7 separate regions of the Homo sapiens genome follow, and all the other regions are linked to region 7. A link is a loop called in an ENCODE intact Hi-C map of the cell type or tissue named here. Cell type or tissue: IMR-90. All regions are shown on one strand. Region 1 has its middle 89 kb from the start of COL5A1. Region 2 overlaps LOC124902297 (a long non-coding RNA gene). Region 3 overlaps LOC105376311 (a long non-coding RNA gene). Region 4 overlaps LOC105376311 (a long non-coding RNA gene). Region 5 overlaps COL5A1 (collagen type V alpha 1 chain). Region 6 has its middle 77 kb from the start of COL5A1. Region 7 holds the start of COL5A1 (collagen type V alpha 1 chain).

Evidence for each region. Peaks named below come from ENCODE experiments on the same cell type or tissue, not always from the same donor. Only the 100,000 strongest peaks of a DNase experiment are listed, where the experiment ranks them.
Region 1: a loop joins it to region 7, with 3.0 times the contacts of the local background. A loop is called at or near these places in 8 of 110 quality-filtered maps.
Region 2: it touches region 7 in a loop (4-fold over the local background); 21 of 110 quality-filtered maps call a loop at or near these places.
Region 3: it touches region 7 in a loop (8-fold over the local background); 52 of 110 quality-filtered maps call a loop at or near these places.
Region 4: it touches region 7 in a loop (9-fold over the local background); 51 of 110 quality-filtered maps call a loop at or near these places.
Region 5: a loop joins it to region 7, with 2.2 times the contacts of the local background. A loop is called at or near these places in 6 of 110 quality-filtered maps.
Region 6: a loop joins it to region 7, with 3 times the contacts of the local background. A loop is called at or near these places in 4 of 110 quality-filtered maps.

The regions. Positions count from the first base shown.
Region 1 is chr9:134,550,505-134,554,504 of GRCh38, reverse strand. No RefSeq gene overlaps it. Among named protein-coding and RNA genes, the nearest start is that of COL5A1, 89 kb to the left of the region's middle. RefSeq lists enhancers at 554-1,074, 1,075-1,596. In IMR-90, no CTCF peak of the experiment used is centred here; a DNase peak (open chromatin) is centred at 2,354; H3K27ac peaks cover 404 bases.
Region 2 is chr9:134,166,238-134,170,237 of GRCh38, reverse strand. LOC124902297 (a long non-coding RNA gene) reads left to right here. Exons shown (of 2, transcript XR_007061834.1): 2 at 1,476-4,000. Among named protein-coding and RNA genes, the nearest start is that of RNU6ATAC, 3.7 kb to the right of the region's middle. In IMR-90, no CTCF peak of the experiment used is centred here; a DNase peak (open chromatin) is centred at 2,497; H3K27ac peaks cover 597 bases.
Region 3 is chr9:134,454,563-134,458,562 of GRCh38, reverse strand. The region is part of intron 1 of LOC105376311 (a long non-coding RNA gene); the gene reads right to left. Among named protein-coding and RNA genes, the nearest start is that of MIR4669, 77 kb to the right of the region's middle. RefSeq lists enhancers at 1,161-2,097, 2,098-3,035, 3,379-4,000. In IMR-90, no CTCF peak of the experiment used is centred here; a DNase peak (open chromatin) is centred at 2,022; H3K27ac peaks cover 3,311 bases.
Region 4 is chr9:134,447,248-134,451,247 of GRCh38, reverse strand. All of the region lies in intron 1 of LOC105376311 (a long non-coding RNA gene), which reads right to left. Among named protein-coding and RNA genes, the nearest start is that of MIR4669, 70 kb to the right of the region's middle. RefSeq lists silencers at 1,311-1,605, 3,780-4,000. In IMR-90, CTCF peaks have their summits at 1,504 (motif pointing left) and 1,958 (motif pointing left); a DNase peak (open chromatin) is centred at 1,467.
Region 5 is chr9:134,737,238-134,741,237 of GRCh38, reverse strand. It overlaps COL5A1 (collagen type V alpha 1 chain), which reads right to left. Exons shown (of 66, transcript NM_000093.5): 10 at 2,723-2,764; 11 at 2,430-2,492. Among named protein-coding and RNA genes, the nearest start is that of COL5A1-AS1, 86 kb to the right of the region's middle. In IMR-90, a CTCF peak has its summit at 1,923 (motif pointing right); no DNase peak of the experiment used is centred here.
Region 6 is chr9:134,562,701-134,566,700 of GRCh38, reverse strand. No RefSeq gene overlaps it. Among named protein-coding and RNA genes, the nearest start is that of COL5A1, 77 kb to the left of the region's middle. In IMR-90, no CTCF peak of the experiment used is centred here; a DNase peak (open chromatin) is centred at 1,740.
Region 7 is chr9:134,641,083-134,645,082 of GRCh38, reverse strand. It overlaps COL5A1 (collagen type V alpha 1 chain), which reads right to left and starts at 3,280. Exons shown (of 66, transcript NM_000093.5): 1 at 2,787-3,280. The coding sequence starts at 2,895. RefSeq lists enhancers at 1-339, 1,595-2,301. In IMR-90, a CTCF peak has its summit at 2,366 (motif pointing right); DNase peaks (open chromatin) are centred at 222, 2,042, 2,382 and 3,382; H3K4me3 peaks cover 3,364 bases; H3K27ac peaks cover 3,208 bases.

The sequences.
Region 1 (4,000 bases), 91 kb after region 7:
GACACCTCAGCACCCGAGCTGCTGTCACCCAAACCGTCTCACCTGAGCCTCCCAGCAGGTGACGAGCGCAGAGCAGGGGGAGTCAGTCCATCTCTCGGATGAGGCACTGACCCCCAGGGCAAGGTCACAGTCAAGGCAGTCTGGAACCCAAATCTCTCTCAAGCCCAAGTGACAGGCCCCTGCGGAGCCACCTCCCACCAACCCCAGCGGGCTGTGCCGCTCATAGCTCCTCTACGTCCTGGCAGCCTAGAGATCCTGACACCCTAGACGCCCGCCTCCCAGCATTGTCCATCTCTGGCTTTCTGTTTGCTGGGCCTCCGGAGTGCCCTCCATCCACAGGGCATCGGCCCACCTGGGTCCCCTGAAGTGCCTTCCTGTCTCCCCACCTTCCCAGCCCCCACACCCCCCTGCTCACTCCGCCAGGCCTGCAGGACTCCCAGGCTCTGTGTCTCCCTCAGACCCACCCAGGCCCCCCGAGGGCTGACAGCCCCCATCCCCTGCTGGGAAATGAATTCCCCCTCCCCAGCCTTCCTCTTCCTCCCCTTCTCTTTGCCCGGAAAGGCATTCGGCAAGAAAGTGAAAGGAGAGGCTTTCTCTTCTTATTAACCTGGAGTTGTGTTGCGGGCGGCGCCAGAAACTGCAAAACCATCGCTGTCCTCACATGTTTCTCTGGAGACCGAGGGAACCAGAGCCCTCCAGAGCCGCACAGGAAACCCCATTGGGGATTGGACGGCACCCCTGATGAGCTGCTATTCCCCAGGGAGCACTGAGGGGCTGGAGAACCTGGGGAGGCAGGAAGAAGATCACTCTGACTTTGCTGGGAGTGGCGTCTTCACCGTCACAGCCTGGCATCAAGGGGAGCACTTGTCAAAAGTCTGAGAGCATGGGGGTGGGCTCTGCCCGGCTTCCTGCCCGGACCTCCCAGGAAGCGGGGAGCCCAGGAGGAGGGGATGGAAAGTGCAGAATGCCGGCCTCGGGCCCCTGCTCTCCTCTCCCCAGCCTGCCTGTCCCAACAAGGAGGGCTGGTCCACACTCGCACTGGGCCAGCCGGGCCGCGCCAGGCCTGGCACATGCTGGGCACTCAAGAAGTGCCTGCTGCATGAAGGTTGGGTGAGCGCCATCTCCGAGCAATGCTGTGCCTACAGGCCACTCAGGGTGACTCTCTGGACACAGCCCACCCTGACTTCTGCCCCAAATCAAACTGCAGCTGCTGGTACTGCCGACAGCAGGGAAGCCCCTTGGGACCCAGGAGGAGGCCTGGTGGGGATCTGACGCGGCTGAGGCCCAGGCTGAGCTGGAGCCCCGGGTCAGCCCCAGGCACTGCATCACGGGCCACAGCTGGTTGGGGCTCTTCTCTCCACTACCCTGACCCAGCCTCTGGCCCGCCCCTTCCACTGCCCAAAAGGGAAAAGCCACAGTCTGGCTCTGCAGAGGGGAAAGTGCACTTGGTCAGGAGTGTCAGCAAAACCAAAGTCTAAAATGCTGAGCCCCCTGAGCTCAGAACTTAGTGTTCAAAGGCTCACCAAGTCCTGAGGTGTGGCCAGCAGTACGGAGCCAGCTGCAGGGACCCCACCCGAGGCAAAGGCCCAGCCCTGTCCTGGGGAGCTACAAGCCAGGGCAAGCATGGCTGAGGGACATGGGCACAGGTGGTCCCAATTCTCACCTTAGCAGGTGCTGGCCCTGGGGCACCAAAGGACTTCTGGGGGAGATGGTGCCCAGGGTGTGGCTGGCGGTTGATCTGGGGTTACTGGTCCTGTTTTCAGGTCACTGTAGTGGGGTTACATGGAAGCCCCCGGTCACACTCACCTAGAACCCCCATTCTGTTCCTGGGGGACCTGCACATCTGCAGAGGGCTTTCCATGCCTGCCCCACCCAGCTGGCACCCAGGGAGGTGGAAGAAGACAAGGCAGCCTCCCTCCAGTCCCTCAGACTCCGCCGGACCCCAGTGTCAGCAGAGCTGGTCACTGAGTAGTAGTAGTACTAGTACTACATGGGTACAAGGGAGACCCAAAGCCAGGACAGGGACCCCAGGCCACCCCCGACCCCACATCCGCTTGTTCAGCTGGACTGGCCAGGTTCTCCCTTCTCCTTGCCATTTCAATCATCTCAGGGCAATTTCCTTTCTCGTCTGAACTCTGATTCCTCCCCAGATGGCTTCCTCCCTCGTTCCCCCTCTAGCGGGTCTGGGCCAAGCCCCGTGGCTAAGGAACATCACAGGCCGTCGCTAGGAAGGGCACCGCGGCGGGTCGGCCGGAAGGCTCTGGCGGCAGCGCGCGTGCTTGGAAAGGGAAGTCCTCCTGCAGAAAGGCGCGGGCTGGGGCTTGGGGCCTGTCCCACCGAACCAGGCTCAGTGGCCACAACTATGCCATGAGCACATTTTTAGACTGTGAGTCAACTGCTAATAGAGTGATTTTTATAATCACCCCAGAAGGAAGGCTGATTTATAGCTCTTCTCGATGGAGCAGAGTCAGCAGGAGGTGGGTCTGAAATAGACTTGGGGTGGGGGGTGGGGGAAGGATCCCTCCTAGACCAGCCACTGGCCGGCGTGAAACAAGGCAGAGAAGGCTGCACAAACCTCTCGGCCCCTTGTCCACGGGGAGTCTGGGCTCCCTGAGATGAAGAGCAAGACCAAGTTTGCTGTCCTATCAATCAGGACACTGAATTAGATCCCCTAGGGCTGGCTTATATTACTGTCACTTCAGCATTTAGTTACAAGGGAAAATAAATCAATCGCAGAAATCATTGTCTGTGCTTCTATCCTATGCCAAGCCGTATGGATTTTGGGAGATGAAGAAGACCAACCTTTTGTGCAGGAAGGGGGCCACATGCAGGAAAAAGAAAGTTCCAGATGTAAACACATAATGGTCTGTGGGTCTCATCTGAGCCTGTTGAGCTTGAACTCAGTGGAGAGTTGTCCCGTCAGACCAGCCTGTTTGTGTGTCGACGGCTGCGAGGGATGCGCGCACGCCTGGACCGTTCAACCAGCGGCTGACGCGGCGGAGGCTCTGCAGCCTTTGCCCTCTGCCCCCTCCAGGTGGAAGGCCGGCTCCCTCACCTGCGGAGGATGCCAGGTCATGGCAGGGCTTCTGCAGGGCGGCTCCCAGGACCACTGGGGTCTCTACTTGGGAAAAGGGGCCATGGGCAGGGAGCCAAGACCCGAAAACTCAGCGACTCAGCCTTTTGCTTCTCCAGGACGGGGTCCTCCAGCACAGAGGACCCCTTCGATTCCACCCTCACACGCAGTTGACAACCAGCTCTGCCCCGCAGCTGCGGCCCTGGGGAACAGAGCGGCCCCAGCTCTAAACTGAAGGTGGGTGTGACGTCTCCCACACGGAGGATGTAAAGCGGGACAGGTGTGAAGAGGCGGAGAGATGCAGGTGCTGAAGCACCATCCAGTCCAAGGACAGCAAAGAGCCAGTGTCCACCTGGCCCCCTTCCCTCCTGTTCTCACAACACACGTTGCTGGTCAGCCCTCCCTCCTGTCAATTTTGGGCTGCTCCTCAGAGTCCTTCTCAACACAGCCCTCTGGGCCACCACGTGGAATTGGTGAGGATCATTTATGAAACAAGTTCTCCGTTTCTCTACATTATAAATAAAACTGAAACTCAGAGGGGCAAGGACCTGCCTGAGACCACTCAGAGTTGGAGCAAAGCAGACACGTGGCCGCAGTTGTCCAGAACACCCAGGAGAGGGGGCCGAAGGAGGTGTCCGGGGAGGCGGGAACACCTGAATGACACAGTGCCAGATGGGACAGGGGCTGCAGGGGCATCACTAAGGACACATGTGCTTGTTGAGTGAGTGAAGGATAAACATGAAGTCAACAAGACGTGGGGTGGGAGGTGGCACAGGAGCTGAGAAGGTGGAGTGGAAAAACAAACAGAGATGACAATCGACGGCCTGCAATGAAGGTTATTGTCATTAGGAAGCAAGTCTTTTATGATGGTGGGAAAAGAATATGCATTGGCTCGGCACTTGAAATGAATATTCCCATTTTATAACC
Region 2 (4,000 bases), 470 kb after region 7:
TGACGGCCCCAGGAGGGTCCTGGGTCACCGAGGCCTTCCGTTCTGAAAGGGAATGAGTCCTTGGGGCCTCTCGCTATTCCTGGGAATGTCGCCCTGGCTCTGACACTTCCCCTGGCTCCCAGCGGAGAGCCTCCCGGGAACCTAGGAAGGCCTCTGGGACCAGCCAGCAGGTGGGTGGAGGTGCGTGCGTGAGAGGTGGGCAGGGCAGGGGTCAGGCCACCCCATTCCTGCCTCACCCCACCCCAGGCAGCCCACAGATGCTGCCAGTAAGATGTGTCTCCAGGAGACATTCCCTGTAAAGACTGAACTCTGATCCCGCCACATCACTAACTCCGCAGGATGGTGCTGGCGGCCGGGAGGAGCGCTTCTCACTGCACTCACTCCACCCTCGCTTCGTCCTTCCTTCCTTGTGGGTGCCCAGAGCTTGGAGTTTCGAAAGAGCGGGCAGCCTCGGCCCACCACATGGCCAGGTTTCTGGGGAGGGAGAATGGCCACCTGTGGGGGCCCAAACTGTCCTCAGCCTTCTATCCTGCTGAGTACTGACTCACCAACACTTCCCCAGATCTGGAGCAGAAATGTCATCAGCATTCTGGAAAATACAGTCTCCCTAAAGCCATGTGAGCCTGCAAATAAGAGTACAGGGCCGAGCGTGGTGGCTCATGCCTGTAATCCCAGTACTTTGGGAGGTAGAAGCAGGAGGATTGCTTGAACCTGGGAGGCAGAGGTTGCAGCGAGCCGAGATCACACCACTGCACTCCAGCCTGGGTGAGAGCGAGACTCTGTCTCAAAAAAAAAAAGAGTACAGTAGTCCCTGCTTATCTGAGTTTCTGCTTTCTGCAATTTCAGGTACCCACGGTCAATAGTGGCCGGAAACTAGGTGAGCATGGAACACTAGGATATTGTGAAAGAGAGATCACACACACTAACTTTATTACAGCAGTATATTGTGGCAATCGTTCTGTTTATCATTAGTAATTACTGTTAATCTCTTACTGTGCCTAGCTTTATCATAGGTATGTATGTATAGGAAAAAAAAACAGTACTGTATTTCTACAGTTCGGTACAATCCACAGTTTCAGGCCTCCACAGGGGGTCTTGGAAGGTATCCCTGCATCCGGATGAGCGGGGAGTACTTTTCTGTAATCAGAGCCCAAGCAGCTTTCTGCTCTGAATAATCTGGATCACTGCCTGAAGTCATCCATTTAGTGCATATTTGTTGAGTGCTTTCCGGGGCCATACCCATGTGGACATGGATAAGGCTGAATTTGCAGAGCCGGTCTCCAAGCTCTTTGCCTGCAAATCAAGTGGCTGCCACTGGGAGGTGCCCAGAGTGAACTCTGACTGGTCTGGGTTAGGCCAAAGAGCTAAAGCCACTCAGCCTTCCTCCTGCTCTGTCTTCAGCCCTCCTCTTCCCTGCTGTTTTCTTCCCTTCCCAGGCCCCTCTTTTCTCCTACCTGCACTGTTTTCCTTTACAGAACATAGAACACAGCCAGGAGCGGTGCCTCACGCCTATAATCCCAGCACTCTGGGAGGCCAAGGTGGGCGGATCACTCGAGGTCAGGAGTTCGAGACCAACCTGGCCAACATGGTGAAATCCTGTCTCTAGAAAAAACACAAAAAAGTAGCTGGGCATGGTGGCACATGCCTGTAATCCCAGCTACTCTGGAGGCTGAGGCATGAGAATTGCTTGAACCTGGGAGGCAGAGGTTGCAGCGAGCCGAGATCGCACCACTGCACTCCACCCTCAGCAACAGAGCGAGACACCGTCTCAAAAAAAAAAAAAAAAAAAAAAAAAAACACAGAACGCAACCTCACCAGCCTAGAGATCCCATTAGCCAAGACAGTTGAGTAAATGACACATCCCCCAGGCCTCATTTTCATAAGCCCTCCTGCCAACTAATAGGCTTTTTTCTTTTCTTTTCTTTTCTTTTTTTTTGAGACGGAGTCTCACTCTGTTGCCCAGGCTGGAGTGCAGCGGCGTGATCTCAGCTCACTGCAACCTCCCGCCTGGGTTCAAGCAATTCTCCTGCCTCAGCCTCCCAAGTAGCTGGGATTACAGGCACCCGACACCACACCCAGCTAATTTTTTTATTTTTAGTAGAGATGGGGTTTCAACACATTGGCCAGGATAGTCTCAAACTCCTGACCTTGTGAGCCGCCCTTCTTGGCCTCCCAAAGTGCTGGGATTACAGGTGTGAGCCACCACGCCCGGCTAGGCTTTTCTTTAAAGAAAAAAAAAAAGGAATTGTGCAAGTTTATTTAACACAGTATTTCCCAGTTTTCTTCCCTTCTGTCCATGGGACATTTCAAGAGACAACTGGTCACTGAAGCCAATGCCAGGAAATGCTGCTTGAGGGCAAATAACAAAAGCCTTCCAGCTCCCGTTACTAGGGCTGCCAAATTTAGCAAATAAAAATACAGGGCACTCCACTACATTTGAAGCTCAGATAAACAATGAATAAGTTTTAGTATAAGTGTGTCCCATGAAATATTTGGGATATGCTTACAGTAAAACATGACTCATTTGTCTGAGATTCCATCTCAATGGGGCATCTTGTATTCTATGCAGCAGCCCTGCCTGCCTCGACACTTGAGGGGAAAAGCACGCATGGTCCAGGGCTCTGCCAGGGCTGGAAGGGAACCCATGCCCACCCTGCCCATGTCCAGCACTGAGAGCTGGGGGCCGGGTCCCTACCCCACCACTCTAGCAATAACTCATGGGGTGGGCTGGGTATGTTGGCTCATGCCTGTGATCCCAGCACTTTGGGAGACTGAGGCAGGTGGATCACTTGAGGTCAGGAGTTCAAGACCAGCCTGGCCAACATGGTGAAGCCCCATCTCTAGTAAAAATACAAAATTAGCCGGGTGTGGTGGTGTGCGCCTGTAATCCCATCTACTCAGGAGGCTAAGGCCAGAGAATCGCTTGAATCCGGAAGACGGAGGTTGCAGTGAGCCAAGGTGGCACTACTGCACTCCAGTCTGGGAGACAGAGCGGGATCTGGGAGGGCATCCTCTATGCCATGTCTGACTGTAGATCCCCAGGTGGTGACAGGCCCTAACTCCATGAGACGTTCATTTTCCACTATTCGGGATAAGCGTTCAAATTCCTCATGGTTGGAGGAATTCTCCATCTTTGAGACTCCATCTCAAAAAAAAATTGTGTGGTGCCCTTGAGCAAGTTCCTCCCCTCCCTCAGTGTCCGTGTGCAAAAAATGGGAGGGTCAGTAGGCGATCTCATCTTTTCTTATTTCTGGAACTTTCTCTGGATGTAGCCTGATTTCATACAGGAGACTCTAAGAACGGCCCTCAGAAAGTGAGACTTAGGATCCAGTGAGTTATATCCCTGGAGACTCGAGTGGAGTGCAAAGTGTACTCCCCGATGGTGACCACTCTGATTGCCCCGTCCACCTTTCTGCCCCAGGCGCCAGGCACATGGAGCCAGGCCGACTCTTCCTGTGGTCTAGAGACATTTGTGGGCCCCAGAGGGACTTCCAGCGGTTGACATGAGCCATGTGCCCGAATCGGGGCTGAGGGCATGAGTCTCAGGGCAATACCAACACTGATCATGCCTTTGTTCAACAAACACTTTGGGACGCCCTGTGTGCAAGCGCTGGGCTCATCTTGGGATGCAGCAGTCAGCAGGAGACGCAGCGTCTGTCAGAGCCGGAGTTCCAGAGGCACCAGCAGACACAGGGCAAAGCCACCTCCATCCGTGCATCGCAGGCTGTTTCCACGGGTTCTGCGCCAAGTCCGAGAGGGTGCTGTGGCCTCCCAGGTCCTTCCATCCTTGCCCTCCCAACCCTGCAAAGACCCTCTTGCCATCTTCCCTCTTCTTGGGTTACCACTGGTAAGCCTCCTGGGTGATGTGCAGACCTCCGACCTCCACCCAAAGTAAAGACAGGCTGCTATGATGGCGGGACCCAAAGGGCCTCAATGAATACAGATTCCCAGGCCTGACCACAGACCCTGGACTCAGACTAGGGAAGAGGCAAGAATCTGC
Region 3 (4,000 bases), 190 kb after region 7:
GACAGCCCCTCGGCCCAGGCAGGCTCCACCCCACCCCCAGCTCCCATCACACCAAGGCCCCATTCCAGGCAGGGCCCCAGTGTCAAACCCCAGGGCCCCACCGCAGGCTCCGTGGCCCTCTGCATCTCACCCTGGCCATGGCGGGAGCCATGGGGCCTCGACAAGCACAGGCCCTGCTGCTCAGGCCCGTCTGCAGAGGCCTCAGCGGCCCACCTGCAGAGTGGGAAGGGGGTCTGTGGGGGGGTTCCCCGTGGGCCTTAAAAGTCCACCAGAGGCTTGACCAAGGTGAGCCCAGAGGGAGGGTGCAGGCCTTGGCCCCTGGTAGACTGAGTGCCAGAGGGCAGGGCCTGGGTCTCAGGGCACAGCACCAGTCAGCTGTCAATAAACACCGGTGGATGCGACTCCGAGGCCTCCGGCAGACACGCTCGTCCACACCATGGAACTGGGCTTCCCCTTCAGGCTTCATTTCAAGGCGTTTCTGAGACTACACCTGGAGATGACAGGACACTACACCACAGTCCAGAGACCCTGTCTGTGACGGCCTCAAGGCAGAAGTACTTGCCACGTGGCAGGCAAACCCTTCCTGCCCTGGGGGTCCCCTTGCACTAAAAAGCCTCAGGGGTCTGGGGCAGGTCTGGGAGAGGCTGTGTCCTTCGCCCAGAGGCCTGGGCTCCATCAGGGTGCAGCACTGTCCCTGGGAAGCCCTTGGACTCTTGGGCAGAGAAGCAGCAGAGAGAACCACCCCAGCTCCTGAGATTTCAGGGCAGGCAGGACCCAGCTCAGGATGACCCCAGGGCAGGAGGGACAGAGATAGTGACCAGAAGCTGGGGACACTGTGAGAGACACAGACCCCGGCCCCACCCCACAGGACACAGAGGGACACAGACCCCGGCCCCACCCCACAGGACACAGGGGGACACAGACACTGGCCCCACCCCACAGGACACAGAGGGACACAGACCCCAGCTCCACCCGACAGGACACAGGGGGACACAGACCCCAGCCCCACCACACAGGACACAGGGGGACACAGACCCCGGCCCCACCCCACAGGACCCAGAGGGACACAGACCCCGGCCCACCCCACAGGACACAGATGGACACAGACCCCGGCCCCACCACACAGGACACAGATGGACACAGACCCCGGCTCCACCCGACAGGACACAGGGGGACACAGACACTGGCCCCACCACACAGGACACAGAGGGACACAGACCCCAGCTCCACCAGACAGGACACAGGGGGACACAGACCCCGGCCCCACCACACAGGACACAGAGGGACACAGACCCCAGCCCCAGCTGACAGGACACAGGGGGACACAGACCACGGCCCCACCCCACAGGACATAGAGGGACACAGACCCCAGCTCCACCCAACAGGACACAGAGGTACTCAGACCCCAGCCATACCCTACAGGACACAGGGGGACACAGACCCGGGGTCCACCCCACGGGACATAGAGGGACACAGACCCTCGGCCCACCCCACAGGATGCTGGGACGATGGAGACACCCAGCCGCATGCTACAGGACACTGTGGAAACCGCTGATCCTGGGGCCATTGGAAAGCAGGGAGCCCTGAGGGCCTGGCCATGGCCCCCCTGCCAGCCCGGACCCCCATAGCTCTGCCTTGGAGTGGAAGCTTAGCTCTAGGCAAGGCCGGGCCATTTCTGTCCAGGAGCCTGTGGGGTCAGATGGGGTAGATGCAGGCTGAGCAGGGGAAGGCACAGCTGGAGCTCGGAGGGCGATTGGGGACAACCCAGCATGTCCAAAGTTAGGGACCCCCTCTCCCAGCTACAGCTTCCCTCCTTCTGGGAGAGACCCCTGTTGGTGGGCTGTCGGGCTGGAGCATGGCCGGCAGCTGGCCCGAGCCATGTTTCGTGGGGTGTGTGTCACCACGCAGTCCGCGAGCTTCATAGTTTCCCACTGACGTCACCGCATGGCTAGAATGTGAAGTGACTGCAAACCCTCAGAGGCATAATTGCAGTTGTCTTTGCAAAGTGAAATCAGATGGCTTTTGCAAACCTCCCCCAGCCCTGCCTTCTCCCCGCGGCTCTCCCTTTTTTTTTTATTATGTTCCTTGGGCCACATCCAGATGTTTCCTGCAACTACAACCCTCCAAAAGTTACACAAAGAGAGCGAGAGCGTGCAGCTTCCTGCCTGCAGGGTGGAAGTGGCGACGTGGCAGGGTGGGGGCGGCCACGTCTACAGGGTGGGCGGGGGCGACCACGTCAGCAGCTGGGGCAGCAGGCTCCAGGCAGGTCCCAGCCCCCTGCCTCCTTGTGCCTGGGGTCTGGGCGCTGAGAGACAAGGCCGGAGGGCCACGGTGCATGAGGGACAGCCCCTTCCGGCCGCTGCGGCCCTGGCCCAGCAGTGGGCCGAGTGGAGACCGCGGCCGGGAAGGAGCAGGGCACCTCGGTCAAGATCAGCCTTTGGGTTCGGGCTGCTCCGGGCGCCACTCCCAGCTGCGCTACTTACACGTGTGGCCTGGGAGCCACGTCTCCACCGGAACCTCTGTTTCCACGGCGATAGGGGTGGTTGCTGGGAGCTTTAATTAAAACCAGTCTCTGTCCACTGCTGGCAGCAGGGAGCGCCTCACCTGGACCCAGGCACCTAGGACAGGTGTGGTCTCGGAAGACACAGCAGAGCCCGACACGGAGGGGCTTACAGGGGAAGGGCCTTGAAGGAGGCCCAGGGTTTCCTGAGGCACAGGCAGGGAAGGGGGGCCGAGGCGAGGAAGCGGCTTTATCAGAGGCCTGGCAGCTGGGCACAAACGCCGTGGGGGCCCAAGGCGTCCCTGAGAGAGACGCACGTGAGGGTCTCTGGAGAAGGAGGTCCGCCATTTCCAGGGAAAGGGGACACCTGTAGGTTTCCCCTGCGGCATCCCTCTGTCCTGTCTGCCTCCCTCGCCCAGAGGATTCCCAACTGTAGGGGGCAGGCAGGGCTGGCTCACGCCTGACCTCAGTCCACAGCCTGTCCCTCTCTGACCTAGGCCATCCCTGGGTGTAGGCACAGTCCCTGGTGGGCAGAGCTGGGAACGTGGACAGGTGGAGACAGGTGTCAAGGCCAGGCAAAGGCTCAGCAAAATGTCTAGAGGGGGTAAAATGGCCCCCGAACCTTCCAAGGGCTGTTTCAGAAATAGGACTTGAAAGTTCGTAGTCAACCCAGGCTGACACCTCCTCATCACCTGCCTTCAGAACCCATCCATGGAAATGCTGACACTGCAGTTCAGGGTCCCCAAACCACCCTCAGGCTCAGGGACGTGCTGGACTGGCTCACAGAACTCAGCCAGGCAGCGATACCCGAGGTCAGGGTTTAGCGCCGTGAAAGGACATAGCCTCGAACCAGCAAACTGGGCATCTCTAGAGGGCAGGGTTTAGGGGAGACCAGACTCCAGCACCCAGGGGTCTTCTCTCAGTAGAGTCGGGCAGACGATGCTCAATTCTCCCAGAATGGTGTGCACCAGCCAGGGGGGCCCAGCCACGCCTCGGGGCTCAGGGTTCCTACTGGGGGTCCATCGCAAAGACATGCCTCACTGCCCGTGTGCTTGGCCTTGGTCTCATCCCCAGGATGATGAGCCGATACAGCACAGCCCAAGGTCCCACTGTAAATGACATCATTAGCGCGGTCACTAGGGTGGCCCAAGACCCCCAAGCAAACACAGACACTTATCACGCAGTATATTTCAAGTGGCTAGAGGTCAGAGGTCACCTCCCAGGAGCTAGGCCAGAGCCAGACCTTTCTTTGGAATGTGCAGGGTGTGGACAACTCAGGCCTGCTGAGTTAACCCTTTCCTGCACAGTGACCAGAACCCACCAGCACCCCACTGGGAGGTGATCAGCTTGAATGAGTCCCGACTGAGGCAGGAGAGGGGAGGAGGCGGAGAAAACCACAGACAAAATTACAGTCCAGTGGGAGCCAGGGCAGCTGGCGTCACCTCCATTTTACAGATGATGTGGGATGGAGGCAGGAAGAGGGGTTATGACGTGCCCAGG
Region 4 (4,000 bases), 190 kb after region 7:
AAGAGGCATTCGAAGGGGGATTGAGAAGAAGCACTGGAATTGCTGGATGTCTGGGCGATACATCCAGCAATTCCAGCACATGTCTGCCTGGGCAACATGGAGAACCCTCAGCCCCAATGGTCCCCGCCTCATCACCAGCCTCTCTCCCCATGTGTCTCTGTGTTACTCTTTGCACACCTCAGTTCTCTCCTGCCTCTGAGCCTTCGTATATGCTGTTCCCCCAGCCTGGGATGCCTTTCCCTGTATTGCTGTGTAGTTGTGCTATAGACAGAATATCTGTGTCTCAACAAAAGTCATGCATTGAAATCCTAACCTCCAAGATGATGATGTTGGGAGATGGGACCTCTGGGAGGCTCTGCCCTCATGAGTGGGATGAGCACCCTTATAAAAGAAGTCTCTGAGAACTGCCTTGCTCACTTCTGCCATGTGAGGATGCAGACAGAAGCAGCCAGCTCTGAACCAGCAATGGGCCCTTGCCAGATACCAAATCCGCAGGTGCCTTGATCTTGGACTTCCAGCCTCCAGGACCATGAGCAATAAGCTGCTGTCTGTGAGCCACCCAGCCCAAGTGGACTAGGACAGGTCGGCTTCCCGTGGAGGCCCCACCTGCCATGCTGTCCAAATCAGCAACCCCACCACCACCTCCCACACTCACTGCCTTCCCCATGACTTGATTCCTCACATGCTTATCTGGGACCAAGGGCTCCAGCTCCAGATGCAGGCATCCACCAGCCTCAAGGCCAGGCACCACAAGCAGGCCCCAGGCATGCCACTTTCTCCCCTCTGTCTTCCTTTGACCTCAGAAGGCACCCTCCTGAGGCTTCCTGCAGTCTCTGGGGACAACTTAGTTGTGTCCCAGTGGGGTTCAACTCATTAGAATTCATAGTCGCTTTGTAGTTGACAAGGTCTGCTCCAGAAGGACCACCACAAATCTCCCCTGGGACTAATCAGGGCAGATGTCCCAGGCACCACACTTCCATGCTTCTGAACCACAGTGTTCTGCATCCCCTCCCTCCCCTCAGCAGCAAGCAGGGGAAGGGCACTCTCCCCAGCCCATGAGATGGGCAGCAGGCAAGGAGGGGTGCAGGGGCTCTGCCTGGGGAATCGCAGAAGCATCACACAGTTCTCTGCCTTCACTCCTGGCCCTGAAAGCCCCTTCTCTGTATTTTGCTCTTCATTTCCAGAGCAGGATGTGGGAAACACAAGCACTGGAGGAAAAGGAGGACCCTTCAGCTAAGACGGAATCAGGGATGTTCATATGCGGGTCCGTCCCTGCTTCTACAGCCCGCCACGGTCCATTCTGGGGCAGCATCTTGGCCCCTAAGCATGGGGACAGAGAGCAAAAAGGCAGCATCTGCAAATCAAACTAAGCAGCATGTTCCAGGGCTGGGCAAATGGGAGAGGGAGGAGCCGGGAGGTGGTTGCCAGGGAAACATCAGAGCTTAGCCAGTCAGCAGGGGCCACCAGTTTGGTTGCCGGGTGCACTCTGCAGGATGACACTGCCCTCAGGTGGTGGATAGGGATGCTGACAGCCACGGCACCAGGGACCGCTATGTCCTGAGCCGATGGAGGCACCTTAGGATGTTTTCCCCTCGCTCTGTGTATACTAAAGATACCCAAGTAGGGCTGACCCTGCATACAGCTCCCATGGCCTCTCTGGGGGAGCAAGCTGAGGATATTCCGTTGTGATGAGGTTTCACAAGCATCCTGACCTCTGGGGAAGTTGCTTTTGCCACAGTTCCCATCAAGTGTTGCCCTGCATGCCAAGGAAACAGAGCCCCTTGCAGGGAAGACAAAGGGTCCATGAGATGCCTCCTTCCTTGAACATGACAAAATTCAGTGCTGTCATCCACATAATTCAGCGGCAAAGATAGGTTTTACTGAATTTCTTCAGTAAGGTATTTTCGTTTTCTAAACCCTAAAACTTGGAATAATTAGAGGTTGCCACCCAGTGGGGACTCAGAAAATTGCAACCCAGCTTTATCAGCTGTTGTAACTCTCCAAACAAAACCAAGGTCTCTGCCTATGTGTCGGGGGTGGGGTGGGGCAGGGTGGGTGTTCAGGGACTGGTGGAGTTTCTAGAGCCCCAAGAGGGGTGACATGTCCAACAGAAAGAAACCACCAAATTCCAAATTCAGGAGGACAGTGGAACAAAGTCTGCTGGCCTTGGACCTTTAAGCTGTCTGCCTTCCCACACCCTCGCTTTCCAACTCACCCAATGAAGAACACAGCTGCACAGTGACAGTCCCATCAAGCCTGTGTCTGCTGCACCCAGACAAAGCCTCAGAGTCCTTCTCATCACAGTGCTGTCAGCAGCCCCTGCTACCAACTAGAATGGTCAAATGGCTGTATGGCCCCCTCAATCCATGTTCCATTTGCTCCTAGTTCACTTGGGGTTTTTTGGCAAATTGTTTGCTTTTCTCTAAAGTATATTGTTTGTAACTCAAGTAGCTTGTTTGTTGCACCCAAAGTTCACTAGGTTTGTACTTACTGGAAAATTCCTGGGTCCTGCCCTTTTGACGTGTCCCCACCCAGGGCCCCCTGCCACCACATGCCCTCCAGTGACACTGACACCTTGGCCCTCTATTCCCTGGACAGTCTGCAGTTGGCTGGCCCCAGGCACCTGCAGTCCAGGTGACCCCACCTTCCACTCTCACTACCAGCCCTGTGACATTCTGCCCCACAGCTGGGTTAGACTCCCTGAGCACATGCACCTCCGGTTCTCCCAGGCCCTTCACTGCAGCTGGGTCCTCAGTAGACCCACACACTTGTCATGGCTTCTGTGCAAGCCACCCACGTCCCTGGGCACCCAGAGAAAGGACCTTAGTAGAAAAGGCCAATGAGGCTGCAAAGCCCGGCACCTGGAAGGTCTCTCGCTCTCAGTCTCGCCCAGCTGCCCCTCACTGAGTGTTGGAGTGATGCCAGAGGGGAGCCACTGCAGGTCTTGGCTCAGGCAGCACCACAAGCAAGGTGCTAGGATTAGCCCCATTCCACAGGGGCAGAAACTGAGGCTCTGGGTGAGCGAGCAGGGAGCTGACGTGAGTGACTCCAGAGCCCACACTTATATCTCGCAGGGGCAGAGCAGAAGAGACCGAGGACTGGATTCCAGGCCAGCACCACCAGCAGGGCCCTTGGCTCCTGGCCACTACCTGAGATACAGAGGGTCTGCAGAGCCCATGTCCTCCTGCTCCCCTCCCCCACCCCATCCAACCTCCAACAAAGGAAAAATCTTCCCCAAACCCTGCCTGTCTGTTAGGAAAGCTCCCCTACTTCAGTCCCCTGGCCCTGGGGCCACTAACCCAGGTCTTACTGACCAAGAACTTGGGGGATTTTTATGCAACAGCAAGAGTCTGAACCAGAGAGGGGTGAGATACTCCCCGGGTGTCAAGCTGAGGCCCTGGTCCAACCACAACTCCTGGCGTGTTCACTGGCACTGGGCCTGGAAGCCAGGCCATGGCTTCTCCAGGTGGGCAGTGTCTGGGAGCTGGGACCCCACTTCTGCTTCCCCCTACCCCAATGCACACAGGCTGCTCCCAAACAGGCTGAGCCTGGGGGACCTTTCAGACTGAAATGCAAGAGCTGAACTGTGGAGGCAGACTTGCCACAAGCAGCCCTGTGATGGTCTCATGCCCATCCCACAGACAGTGGGCACACCAAACAGGGGAAACCGAGTCACAGGCATGTGCAACAGTGATCACCAGCTCAGCAGGTCCAGGGCCAGGACTCCAGAGAAACCCCTGCCCACCGCCACCCCACTCAGCCTGGAGGAAGCCCCACAGCTGGGCCCAAGCACCCTGGTGCCCCACCAGCCGCATCCTCCTCCCTCTGGGTGATAGGGCACTGAGTCTCCGCACCTGACTCGCTCAGGGTGCTGCTCCAGATTCTACGTGTTCCTCCTGCTCCCAGGTGAGAGCAGCACTCCTGACCACTGCTGGTCATGCACCAGCCTCAGCTTCCCCAGCTGTGACAGCTACCAGGGAACAGGCCTGCGGTGGCAAAT
Region 5 (4,000 bases), 96 kb before region 7:
CCTCCGAGGGCAGAGACAATGTTGTTTCTCCGCCGCACAGGCACCTGAGCCCGGCCCACCGCAGGCTGCACTGCAGGGCCTCACCCCATAGCCAGTGATCTTTCACAGCTGATTAGCGGGCATCGAGCAAGATCTGGACATCAAGAGGGCGCTGAGCGGTGAGCAGGGATGGCTTCCTGAACAAGGCTGGCCGGAGCTGGACCCAGAGGGGTGGTCAGCTCTCAGCTCCTGGAACCAGCACCCCTCTCACTGGAAGGGCCCTGGGGAGGCCGGTGGGCTCCAGGTCTCTCCTCTGACTCCACGGATGGCAGACCCTGGAGGAGTTGGCTCCTCTGCCAACCCCAACCTCAGTCCTCATGCTCCTGGACCCTGATGTGAGTTTGAGGAGGACCAGCTCCTAAACCAACGATATTCTCCAGTCAGGGCCCTTGGCTCCTCCACGGCAGCTGGGTAGGTCACGGTGTCACAAGGCACTGGCAGGGCCACCCACCAGTGACTCCCAAGCCAGGATCAGCCCAAAGGCAGGGACCGCATGGTGAGGTGTGAACCAGCACCCCTCTGGTTCACACCATTGAGATCCCCAGGCTAGAGCAGTGCCCAGCCCTGCAGGCACTCAGTACAAATCTGTACGCTGGATGGATAGAAGGAGGACGGAGCCGTGGAACACCACTGAGGCAGTGTCAGTCAGCATCTGGGTGCCCTGTGTGTCAACCGGCATTTGTGCCCTGTGGGTACCACCCTGTCCTACATCTGGGAGAGAAAACAGCTCCCAGTGCCATGCAATGCACTCTCCTTTGCATACGAACCCAGCCACACCTGTGGACCCATCCGCAGGCAGCTCTGCGGAGGAGGAGCTTGGCCGTTGCCCCATCTCACGCGAATCTGGGGGAAGGGGTCTCCAGAGCGAGCTGGGGTGGCTGCAGCCCCCAGCACAGAGCTCCAGCCATGCCGGTCCTGGCTGGGTAAGAGCAGCGGCCACTCGCTGTTGCCTGTCTGGAGTTTTGGCCGGTGCTGGCTGGGCAAGAGCAGCGGCCACTCGCTGTTGCCTGTCTGGAGTTTTGGAAATGTGGCTGCCAGGCCGGGGATGCTGTGAAAGCTTTGTGCTCCAGAGGCCAGCCAAGCCCCCACCCCACTCTGTTTCCCGCCACGGCCCTTGCCATGGAGCAAGACCCGCCTCTTCTGGACCTCCAAATCCCTGACCGTGAAAAGCAACGTGGCAGAGAATCTTACTGTGTGGCCCAATCTGATGCGTACTGCCCTCAGAGGTCACCCAGCCACACAGAACGATAACAACCTCCTCCCGCATAGCTGACCTGAATCCTTCTCCTCCAAAGGCCGGCCTCAGTGCTCCCATCTCCTCCCCAAGCAAGCATCCCCACTGGCTCGGCTCTTGCTCCCAAGAAGGCTGCCGCCGCCTGCCCCTGCATCCTGCTGCCTGACCTCACCTGTCCTGCCCCTCCCCAGCTTTCCAGGGGTACTGAGCACCTGTAAGAACCTCCAGGTCCAAGGCCAGGACTTACTGTCCTGCGCCCTGGCCCGCCTTTCCTGAGCACTGCTGCAAAGCCACCAGGCACTGCACAAGACACTCCCCAAACGCCTCCCCGTGCAGTAACCTGGGAAGCATCCCTAGCCACTGCGCTCTGACATCACGAACCACCTTCTCACACGACCAGACCCTGCCCTGCATCCACCCACCACAACACCCACAGGGTCCTCACTCTGCCCCGGACAGCAGGCAGGGCCCTGGCGTGAACACCCGCGAACACCCGCACGCAGCCCTTGTTTCTCCCACCCACAAGCCAGCTGTCCAGGAATCAGTTCTTAGTCCTTCTGCACTCAAATCCACATTCATTCCAACAGCAGGAAGAGAAAACTCCCGCCCCGCCGGACACCAGGAGGCCGCAGTACTTGGAGCGCCCACCAGGTGTCAGAAGGAAATCGCGGCAGCCAGGGAGCAGCTCTCCCTCCATCTCCTCCCGCGGCGAGGGACACCCGAGGATGCCTCTGAGCCTGTGAGCCAGGTGCAACCCAGACCAAGGAAGTTCCCAAACCCAGCAAGGGGGGTGGCCAATTCCACGTGGTGTGGCTGCCCAGGGGCGAGGAGTGGGAAAGGCCCCGGAGCCATCTGCTGTGGTTACTGCTGCTGCGGCCGTTTGCTGGGCAACTGCAGGGTCCTGAGGCCACCGTCTGGGCTGAGCACTGGCAGGCTCCCTGGGCCCCGAGGGGCCCCACTCTCCCCATAGCCACAGTTCAGCCCCAGAAACATCTGAACGGGGCTGGTGTGAGGAGTGCCTGGGTGAGGGGGGATTTGAAGACACAAGCCTCTGGGTCACCTCCACAGGCAGGGACAGCTCGGGTCACAGTGTGGAGAGGAGGCGTGGGCAGCCCCACACCTTGTGTGATCTCAGGAAACACAGTCAACCTCTTACCCTTTCTCCAGGGTCCCCGACTTGGCCAGTGGGACCCATGGTTCCTGGAGGTCCGGGAAGACCCTAGAATTAAAAATAAAGTTGGGGCAGTTAGAAGATGGGGCCGCAGGGCAAGGTCCAAGTTCCAACTGGCCAACCAAGGCAGAGGTGGGGGTGGGATAGCGCCGGCTCCCAGGGGATCTGCAAAAGCGGAGAGCCCCCCTCTTTTCCATCCAGGAGACATAAGGGGTGTCACCAACCCCACCCCACCAAGAGCACCTTCTGCAAGTCACAGGATAAAGCCGGATACTCACCGCGGGGCCTTCTGGGCCAGGCGGGCCCTCGATGAGCATGCCCTGGGGAGACAGAGAGAGGGCGTCTGAGACCGCAGCCCATCCCTCCCGACACCCCAGACCCCAGTGGTGTGGACGGCCTTCAGCTGCATGCACAAGAGGCCCTGGCTCAGCTCCTGCTGTCCTGGGGAGTCACGAGCACAGACTGCAAAGGGGGCCTGTGGTGGGGCCTCAGTGGCTGTCCTCCTGGCACTCGCTGGCAGAAGAGCAACCCGGGCCAGCGGCCAGTGACAGACACAGGCTCCCGCAAGACCAGCGCCACGAGAAGCACCTGAAGACGCCGAGATGAGGAAAAGGAGCCGAGACCGCCAGGCTCCCTGCATCACCCCAAAGGGGAGTGCCAGGCAGGTCCGCCAGGCCAAAGCCACTCGAGGGAGGAGGTGGATGCCAGGACAAGGGGACTCGGGTGGATTTGGGAAGGATAAGGGAAAAATAGGTGCCCCAGCTCCAGGCTGAACTTCTGTCCCCAGCCAGGACCACCGTCAGGCCCCAGGGCTGCAACCTCCAGACCCCGCCTCCCTCCAGGTAAGAGGTGCATCCTCCCATGCACGCAGCAGCCCAGAACCCATGGGAAACCCTGCCATGTCCACCTGCCCACTCAGCCCTCCTCCTCTGGCCCTCACCTCACCACAGGGCCCATCTGCCTCAAGCACACCCAGGCCTCACTCTAACCCCAATGGGGACAGGGCCTCCTGGCTCTTGGGTCAGCCTGAGCCCTGGGAAAGGCAATGTGGACAGCTGTGAAGGCAGCAGTGGGAGCGGCTCCCTGCAGGACGGGGCTCCCTGCCCTGAGACCCCCACTTCCGACCCCTTCCCCAGGGCGGGATTCCTCTCTCCACTTCTGACCTGGCAACGCCAGGGTCAGGCACCCCCAATGCCCCAAGAGTCCTCCGTGTTCCATGACGACTTCAGGGCGACTGTTCCTCAAGGGACTTGCTCTGACAGATGGGAACCAGGTGCTACTCAACAAGACAATGGAGAATGACCCCGAGGCAGCCAGAGATCTTTGAGGCAAGCTAGGACCTGGGGGACCACATTTTCAAAGAGGTACCCAGGAACTCAGCATTCCCTGCCCTGCACCCCTCAAGTGTCTGCTCCCCACGTTGCGACACAGCACCCGTCAGCCGCCCAGCCAAGGCTCCAGCAGGCCCAGGGGCAGCTCTGGCTCAGCTCTGGAGGGTGTGGGTGTGGCCTCGGCGACACCCATGGGTACTGATTATCCTGCAGCTGCAGGGAAGG
Region 6 (4,000 bases), 78 kb after region 7:
ATCAGACTCCTTAATTCCACACGGCTTCTGAGCGGGAAATTGCCAGACACACACATGCTGGTTGGGCAAAGCCTGTCGTTAAGAAGTTATGGAGAAGCCAGAGCTGGCCCCAAGGTGGCCAAGGGGCCCAGAGGCCTGGCGTGAAGGTCAGGAGGACCCTAGGAAAGGGAAGAGGGACCCACCAAGCCAGGATCTGTCAGCAGTTATCCGTAGCTGTTAAACTCTGTGCAAATCTAGCGGGTGCTCTAAAACTTCTCGAGCTCTGCGCTAAGAGTATGCATGCGGGTCTGCACGGTGCCAGCTCTTTGCATTTCGCTGCTTAACGGTATTCCACAGGGGATGCCATGTTCATTTCTTCATTCGCGGTCCTGGCCGTGGGTCGTTTCTGGATTTCCATGGTCAGACTCTGTTGCAGCTGCCTTCTGAGGCTTGGCTCCTGGTGAGCACACGGGAGTGGCTCAATGCCCACGGTCAGTGATGGAATAGAGGGAAGCTGAACTTCTTTTGGTTGCTGTTGTTCGGTTTTTTTTTTTAACGGCTTTCTTGAGATATAATTTATAGGCCATGCAAGTCACCTATTTAAAATGTACTATTCGACCAGGCGCGGTGGCTCACGCCTGTAATTCCAGCACTTTGGGAGGCCGAGACAGGTGGATCACGAGGTCAGGAGATCAAGACTATCCTGGCGAACACGGTGTGAAACCCCATCTCTACTAAAAATACAAAAAATTAGCCGGGTATGTTGGTGGGCGCCTGTAGTCCCAGCTACTCGGGAGGCTGAGGCAGGAGAATGGTGTGAACCCAGGAGGAGGAGCTTGCAATGAGCAGAGATGGTGCCACTGCACTACAGCCTGGGCGACAGAGCGATAATCCGTCTCAAAAAAAAAAAAAAGGACAGTTCAATGGTTTGTGATGTTTTCACAGTTACGTGCAACCATCACCAGTCAATTTTATAGCATTTTGGTGATCTCGGGAGGAAACTCTATGCCCTTTAGCCATCGCCCGCTACCCCGCAGCCCCTCATTCCTGAGAGACCACAGCTCTGTCTCTGCAGATCCCTGTCGTGAACATGGGATAAATGGGATCATGGGCTGTGTGGTCTTCTGTGACTGGCTTCTTTTGCTTGGCACCTTTTCAAGTTGTATCCGTGTTGCGGTGTGTATCCGTACTTCACTCCTTTTTACAAATATTATTCCATTGTGTGGGTGTAGCACAGTTTATGTATTCATTCATCCATTCATGAAGACTTGGGTTGTTTCCACTTTCTGGCTATTACAAATAAGGTTGCTACAGACATTTGTGTACAGGTTTTTGAGTGAATGTAAGTTTTCTTTTTTTTTTTTTTTTTTTTTTGAGAGGAAGTCTCGCTCCGTCTCCCAGGCTGGAGTGCAGTGGTGCGATCTCGGCTCACTGCAACCTCCACCTCCCAGGTTCAAGCGATTTTCCTGCCTCAGCCTCCTGAGTAGCTGGGACTACCATACCCGGCTAATATTTGTATTTTTAGTAGAGACAGAGTTTCGCCATGTTGGCCAGGATGGTCTTGATCTCCTGACCTCATGATCCACCCGCCTCGGCCTCCCAATGTTCTTGAGTCACTGCACCCTACCGAGTGAATGTAAGTTTTCATTGCAGGAGTGGAATCGCTAACTTTATGTTGCGTTGTTGGAGCCCCTGCTTCCCACAGCAGCTGCACTATTTTGCATTCCCCAGCAATGTGTAAGAGTTGGATATGTGCTTCTGTAACTTGACAAGATGCCACCAAACTGTTCACCAAGTTGGTGAGTCATTGTCATCCATCAGCGTCTCTGTCAGGATCTATAAGTCCCTGCTGTGCCACACTTCACCAGCAAATGGTATTGTCAGGCTTAAACCTTTGACACTCGAATGGGAATGAGGACACTCGGATGGGTGTGAGGACACTCAGATGGGTATGAGGACACTCGGATGGGTATGAGGACACTGGGATGAGTATGAGGACACTCGGATGGGTGTGAGGACACTCAGATGGGTGTGAGGACACTCGGGCAGGTATGAGGACACTTGGATGGGTGTGAGGACACTCAGATGGGTATGAGGACACTCAGATGAGTGTGAGGACACTCGGGCAGGTATGAGGACACTCGGATGGGTGTGAGGACACTCGGACGGGTGTGAGGACACTAGGATGGGTATGAGGACACTCGGATGGGTATGAGATCATGGCTCACTGTGTTCTAGCTCAGACTTCCCTGAGCTCTAGGATGGAACTGTATGAAAGCACCAGCATTCAACTGTGTTGAGTGGCTGAAAGTGATAATTTCATAAGGTTCAACCTCATAGTAAGATCGAGCTCCTTTCCATGGGATTTCTCTCTTTTTTGCCCATTTTGATGTCTTCCACTGTGAATTTTCTGTTCCTATCTTTTGCCCATTCTTCTGCATTTTTAAGAGGGTGAGATCTTTTTCTTGTTGATTTATTAAAATCATTTATGCATTTTGGATATTAATCCGTTATTGCACACATGTTGAAAATACCTTCTACTGCTCTGTGCCTTGCCTTTTCTTTTTGTGTATGGTATTTCTTGACAATCACAGGTTTTAAATTTCAATAGAAAGGACTTTATGAAACTTTTCATTGTCTGTACATCTTGTGTCTTGTTAAGAAATCTTTCCCTACACTGGAATCACAAAGGTCATCTCCTTCTGTATGAGTTGGGGTTCTCCAGAGAAACAGAACCCATAGGAAATATACCTATCTATATTCCATATTTATATCAATACCCATATCTATATATGGACACACAGAGAGAGATTATAAGAAATTGACTCACACAATTATGGAGGTGGAGAAGTCCCACCATCTGCAAGCTGGAGACCCCAGAAAGCTGGTGGCGTCGTTCTGGTTGGAGTGCAAAGTCCTGATAATCAGGAATACCAATGGTATCAGCTCTAGTCCAAGGGCTGGAGAAGACCAATGTCCCAGGCTGGCAGAGAAAGTAACTACTTCTTCCTTGGCCTCGTTGTTCTACTCAAACCCTCAATGGATTGGATGGTGCCCACCCATAATGGGGAGAGTGAGCTTTGCTCAGTCCACTGATTCGAAAGTCAATGTCTTCCAGAAACACCCTCACAGACAAACCCAGATTCAATGTTTAGTCAAACATCTGGGCACCCCGTGGCCCAGTCAAGTTGACACATTCGAATTAATCACCACACCTTCCTTCTCTTATAGAAGTGTTAAAATTGTGCTTATCTCACCTAGGCCTTTCATCCACCTGGCATATACCTTTTGTGAGCAATGTGGTGTAGAAACCCAGTGTAGCCAGGCATGGTGGCTCACGCCTGTAATCCCAGCACTTTGGGAGGCCAAGGCGGGCGGATCACGAGGTCAGGAAATTGAGACCATCCTGGCGAACACTGTGAAACTCCGTCTCTACTAAAAATACAAAAAAATTAGCTGGGCATGGTGGCGGGCACCTGTATTCCCAGCTACTCGGGAGGCTGAGGCAGGAGAATGGCATGAACCTGGGAGGCGGAGCTTGCAGTGAGTGGAGATCGTGCCACTGCACTCCAGCCTGGGCAACAGAGCAAGACTCCATCTCAAAAAAAGAAAAAAAAAGAAACCCAGTGTAACTTCTTTTCTATACTGATAACCCATTATCTTGGCCCCATTTCTTCATTTGTGCTTTCCCGCCACAGCCCAGTCCTCTGCCACACCAGTCTCCCTGTACAACTGGGTCTCCTGGGCTTCTGTCCATCTGATCCCTCTGCACCAATCTACATTTTTTTGATCTAGCTTTTAAAGACTTGATAGTTTAAGGTACAAGTGACCATACCTCACCCTTCAAAATTGCCTTGCTAATGTTCCAGCCCTCTCCTTGCTCAATAATACACCCTGTAGAGTTGGCTGATCAAGTGTCACTAAAAGCAAACACAAATGTATTTTAGATTGTATTGGAATTGTATTGAATGAATAGATTAAGTGAGGACAGATGACATCTTTAGGAAATGGAGTGTTTCTA
Region 7 (4,000 bases):
TCCAACCCCTCCGGCAAATCTGGACCACAGCAGGGAGAGGGCTTGGGGAATTCTTGGGGCTTCTGAGCTCCTCCCACTCACTGCTCTTTTATGGGGAGAGGGAGGGAGGGGGCAGAGGATGGAAAAGGATGTCTTTCCAGCCAACTTGATTGAGTCAGAGGAAATTTAACCATTTGATACCTGTCAAGTCTCACAAAACTTGGCCGACTCTCCCCACAAATTATTGCAAAAAGCAATCACGTGACTGGAGTCAACCAATGGCGTGTAGAGGAGATGACCTCAATTTCCAAATATTGGGGTCATGTTTCATTTCCCATACTCTCCTTCCCCGTTACACTGTTCAGCAGCCCCAAATGCAATCTTACTTTTCATTCCTTCACACACTTGGCCAAAAGAAAGCAGGCAAAAGAACTGTGTTCAGAAAACCCTCAGAAAACATCTGGCAGATCCGAAGATGGAGAAGACAGCAGGCACTTGCTGGTGGCTCCCCCCCGCGCCTGCCTCTCCAGTGGACAGCCGCCCCCTCCCCGCCACGCCTGCATTTCCAGTGGACAGCCGCCCCCTCCCCCCAGCGCCTGCATCTCCAGTGGACAGCCGCCCCCTCCCCGCCACGCCTGCATCTCCAGTGGACAGCCGCCCCCTCCCCCCAGCGCCTGCATCTCCAGTGGACAGCCGCCCCCTCCCCCCAGCGCCTGCATCTCCAGTGGACAGCCGCCCCCTCCCCCCAGCGCCTGCATCTCCAGTGGACAGCCGCCCCCTTCCCCCAGTGCCTGCATCTCCAGTGGACAGCCGCCCCCTCCCCCCAGCGCCTGCATCTCCAGTGGACAGCCGCCCCCTCCCCGCCACGCCTGCATCTCCAGTGGACAGCCGCCCCCTCCCCCCAGCGCCTGCATCTCCAGTGGACAGCCGCCCCCTCTGGCCATGCTCGAAGGATGACTTCCAAATAGGTCCCACCCTGGGAGGTGGAGAGACGTTGGCAAAACTCACTAAGAAAAGTGGTCTCTCCACATGCTTCTAAAAGTCTGTTCTGACAAAAGCAAAATGTCCAACTCCATAGCCTGCTGCTCTGGGCCATCCTCACTCCCACTTCCAACGAGCCGCACTTCGATTAGCGAGGGCAACCAGAGAGGGAAAAAGACAGTGTGGAGGTGGGGAGATGGGCAGGGAGGGAAATGGAACCCCAAGCCCAGTCCGGTGCATGGTCCCCAGGCAGTGCCCTGCCCCAGCTGTCTAGGGTGACGATTCCCCTGAAGGACTCCCTCCTGAGTTTCTGGGGAAAAGTCCCCAGAGGCGCTGAGACAGGGCCTAGTCCCCCGGCAATGGCACAGTCCCTGACCACACCTTCCTTCTCCTCTCCACTTTTCTGGGGACCTCTGTTGTCCCCCACCTTCAGCTAACCCCTGGAGAAACACAAGCCCAGTTAGCCCAGGGTCAGGAGAGAGTTGGTGGCGGCCCAGGGATGAGATCCCAGGTCCTGGGAGCCAGGCCAGGCTCCTGGCTCCTCCCCCAGAGCCCCAGGGCAGCCCCCACACCCAGACTCCAGCTCATCCAGTTAGCCCAACAAGCACTGATCGTGCCAGGGAAAAAGGAAAAGAGTGTTTTAATTGACAAGCGGAACACGGACAATGATTCTTCCCACTTGTCTTCCAATCGTGAAGCAGAGAGAAGCATTCTTGCTGGCAGGCGGCGGGCTGGTCCAGACGTTCGCTGAGCCCACCGTCCCATCGCTCTGCCCGCCACTTCTCCTGACCTGGCAGCACACAGCTCTGAGCCTCCATCTCCCCGCCTGTCAATAAGGATTCGGGGGACCTTCCAGGGCTGGGGGCTCTGATGTTCGAGAGTCTGTGAAAACCCACCCCGCCACTAACTACCAAGAGCGATGCCTAGAAAAACTCCCCCGTCAGGAAGCTGCGCCAGGGAGAGTTGAACCCTCGAGAACCCAGGCAGGGACGCAGACAGTCCCCGCCTTGAAGCGCCCTCCCCGGGAAGCAAGCCTCCTTCTAAGGGCTGACCCTTGGCAGAAGGAATCCCACATCTGCATATCATCCCAACCACTCACAGCCCCGCCTGCAAGCCCATCTCTGGCTTTGCTCCACGCATCCCATCTCTCAGCAGCGAATCCAGGAAAAGCTGCCTTCCAGGGATCAAGAAGTTTGGGGGTGGGATTAGGAGCAGGGCTGTCTACCACCCTGCAGGGGTCCCCAGTGCCCCCGAACACTTAGGTGACCAAGGCTGCAGGAAACGCTGTCCCTGGGGAAAGCAGGGCGCCAGCTCAGCCTAGAGTGACAGTGCCTGGGGGAAGTTCAGTGCTGGGGGCCCAGGCTTCTGGGATTCCCCCCATCCCCAGGAGTCCCGGGATTTGAAGGGCTGTAACTCTAGGGGGCGGCCCTGCCCGGTTTGGAGCAGAGGAAGTTCTGCTGTAGGGCTGTGAGGGCCCAAGCTGGGCGCCTGTGATGTGGGACAGAGAAGGAAGGTTTTTGGGACAAAAGTTTGCCCGCCTCGTGGACAACCCCTCCTGCTGATCCAGCCCTCGGTCCTTCCTCGGCTCGCGCGACAGCCCCACCCGACCCGCCCGTCTGGGGAGGGGGCGGCGGCGCGCCCGCGGGCATTGTGTCTGCGTGTCGTCATCTCGGGGGGGCCCCCAGCAAATGGCATTCGTGGTCTTGGCCCGTGCATTCCACAGGCCAAGGAAGAAAAGTTCTGCGGGCGAAGGCGCCCGGGGATGACAGCGGCGCCCGGGCTGCGCGCGCCCCATCCCGCAGCCCCGCGCCCCGGGGCGCCCTTACCTGCGCGGCTCGGAGGCGGCGCCCACAGCAGCAGCAGCAGCAGCGGGGGCAGCAGCGGGGCGCCCGGGCGGAGCGCGCTGCGCGCTTTCCAGCGGGTATGGACGTCCATGCCGGCGGGGCGCGGGCCGGGGCGCACAGGGGCGCTCGGAGGCGCGCGGGGACGCACAGGGGCGCGGGTCACGGCCCGGGCAGCGCACTCAGCAGGGACCGCACCACTTTAGGAGGTCATGGGGACCTCGGCACCCCCCGTTCTTCTTTGTGGCGGCGGCTGTTCTGGAAGGGGCGGCTGGCGCGCTCGCCCACGGGCGGGAGGGCTCGACTTTGGCCCGCGGGGCGGCCGGGACCCCGCTGGGCTAGCTCGCCCTCGCCTCCTCCTCCTCCTCCTCCAACTCCTTCTCGCCTCCTCCTCGCCGCCGCCGCCCCGCGACCCGCTCCCCGTGGGCGCTCCGCTCGAGTGAGGTCCTGCGCCAGCCGCGGGGACGGAGAGTGCGGACCTCGCCTTCGGCGCGGAGCACTTTTTTCCCCCTTTTCCTCCCTCCCTCTCTCCTGGAAGGCAGCCGCGGAGGCTGTCGATCCCCAACGCCCGCAGCAAATCAGAGCCCGGCGCTGGGCTCGGCGAGGCCAGCCCCCGCCTCCCACTGGGCGCCGCGGGCGAGGGGGTGGGGACAGCGGGCGAGTCGCAGCGAGGAAGGGGCTGGCCCGGGGCGGAGCGGACGTGGGGCGGGCGCGGCCCCCTGTTCTTTCTCTGAGAGCCGGTAGGCGGGCGGGCCTGGGGCGGCCTCGGAGCCCAGGGGCCCACCCTGGTCCCCCCACTGTTCCCACCCCAGGTGCCCGCACCTGGCCATGCTCCAAGAACCAGTGCAGAGGGGCCCCGAGGTTTGATCACTTCGGGTTAAAAAGAAAGTTGCAGTTTACCCCGCCTAACTTTTTCTTTAACGTGGAGGAGTTCAGAGCTCCTCTTCTGGGTGGAGACTAAACTTCCCATCCAGCCAGATCAGGGCGCCCAAGACTGTGGCCTACGTGTCAACCCGGACCGAGGACCTGCCTCCTAACTGCAGATTGGCACGGGACCGAGCTGGGGTCTGACTTCCCAAGAGCTCCCGGGACCTCCATGTGCTTGGACGGGAACATCTGGGTTATTAATCAGGCGAAGTTTGGCTCTGCGGCCCCCAGGCTCTCACCCCTCACTCCTGCCCACTCCCTGGTGGCCCCTC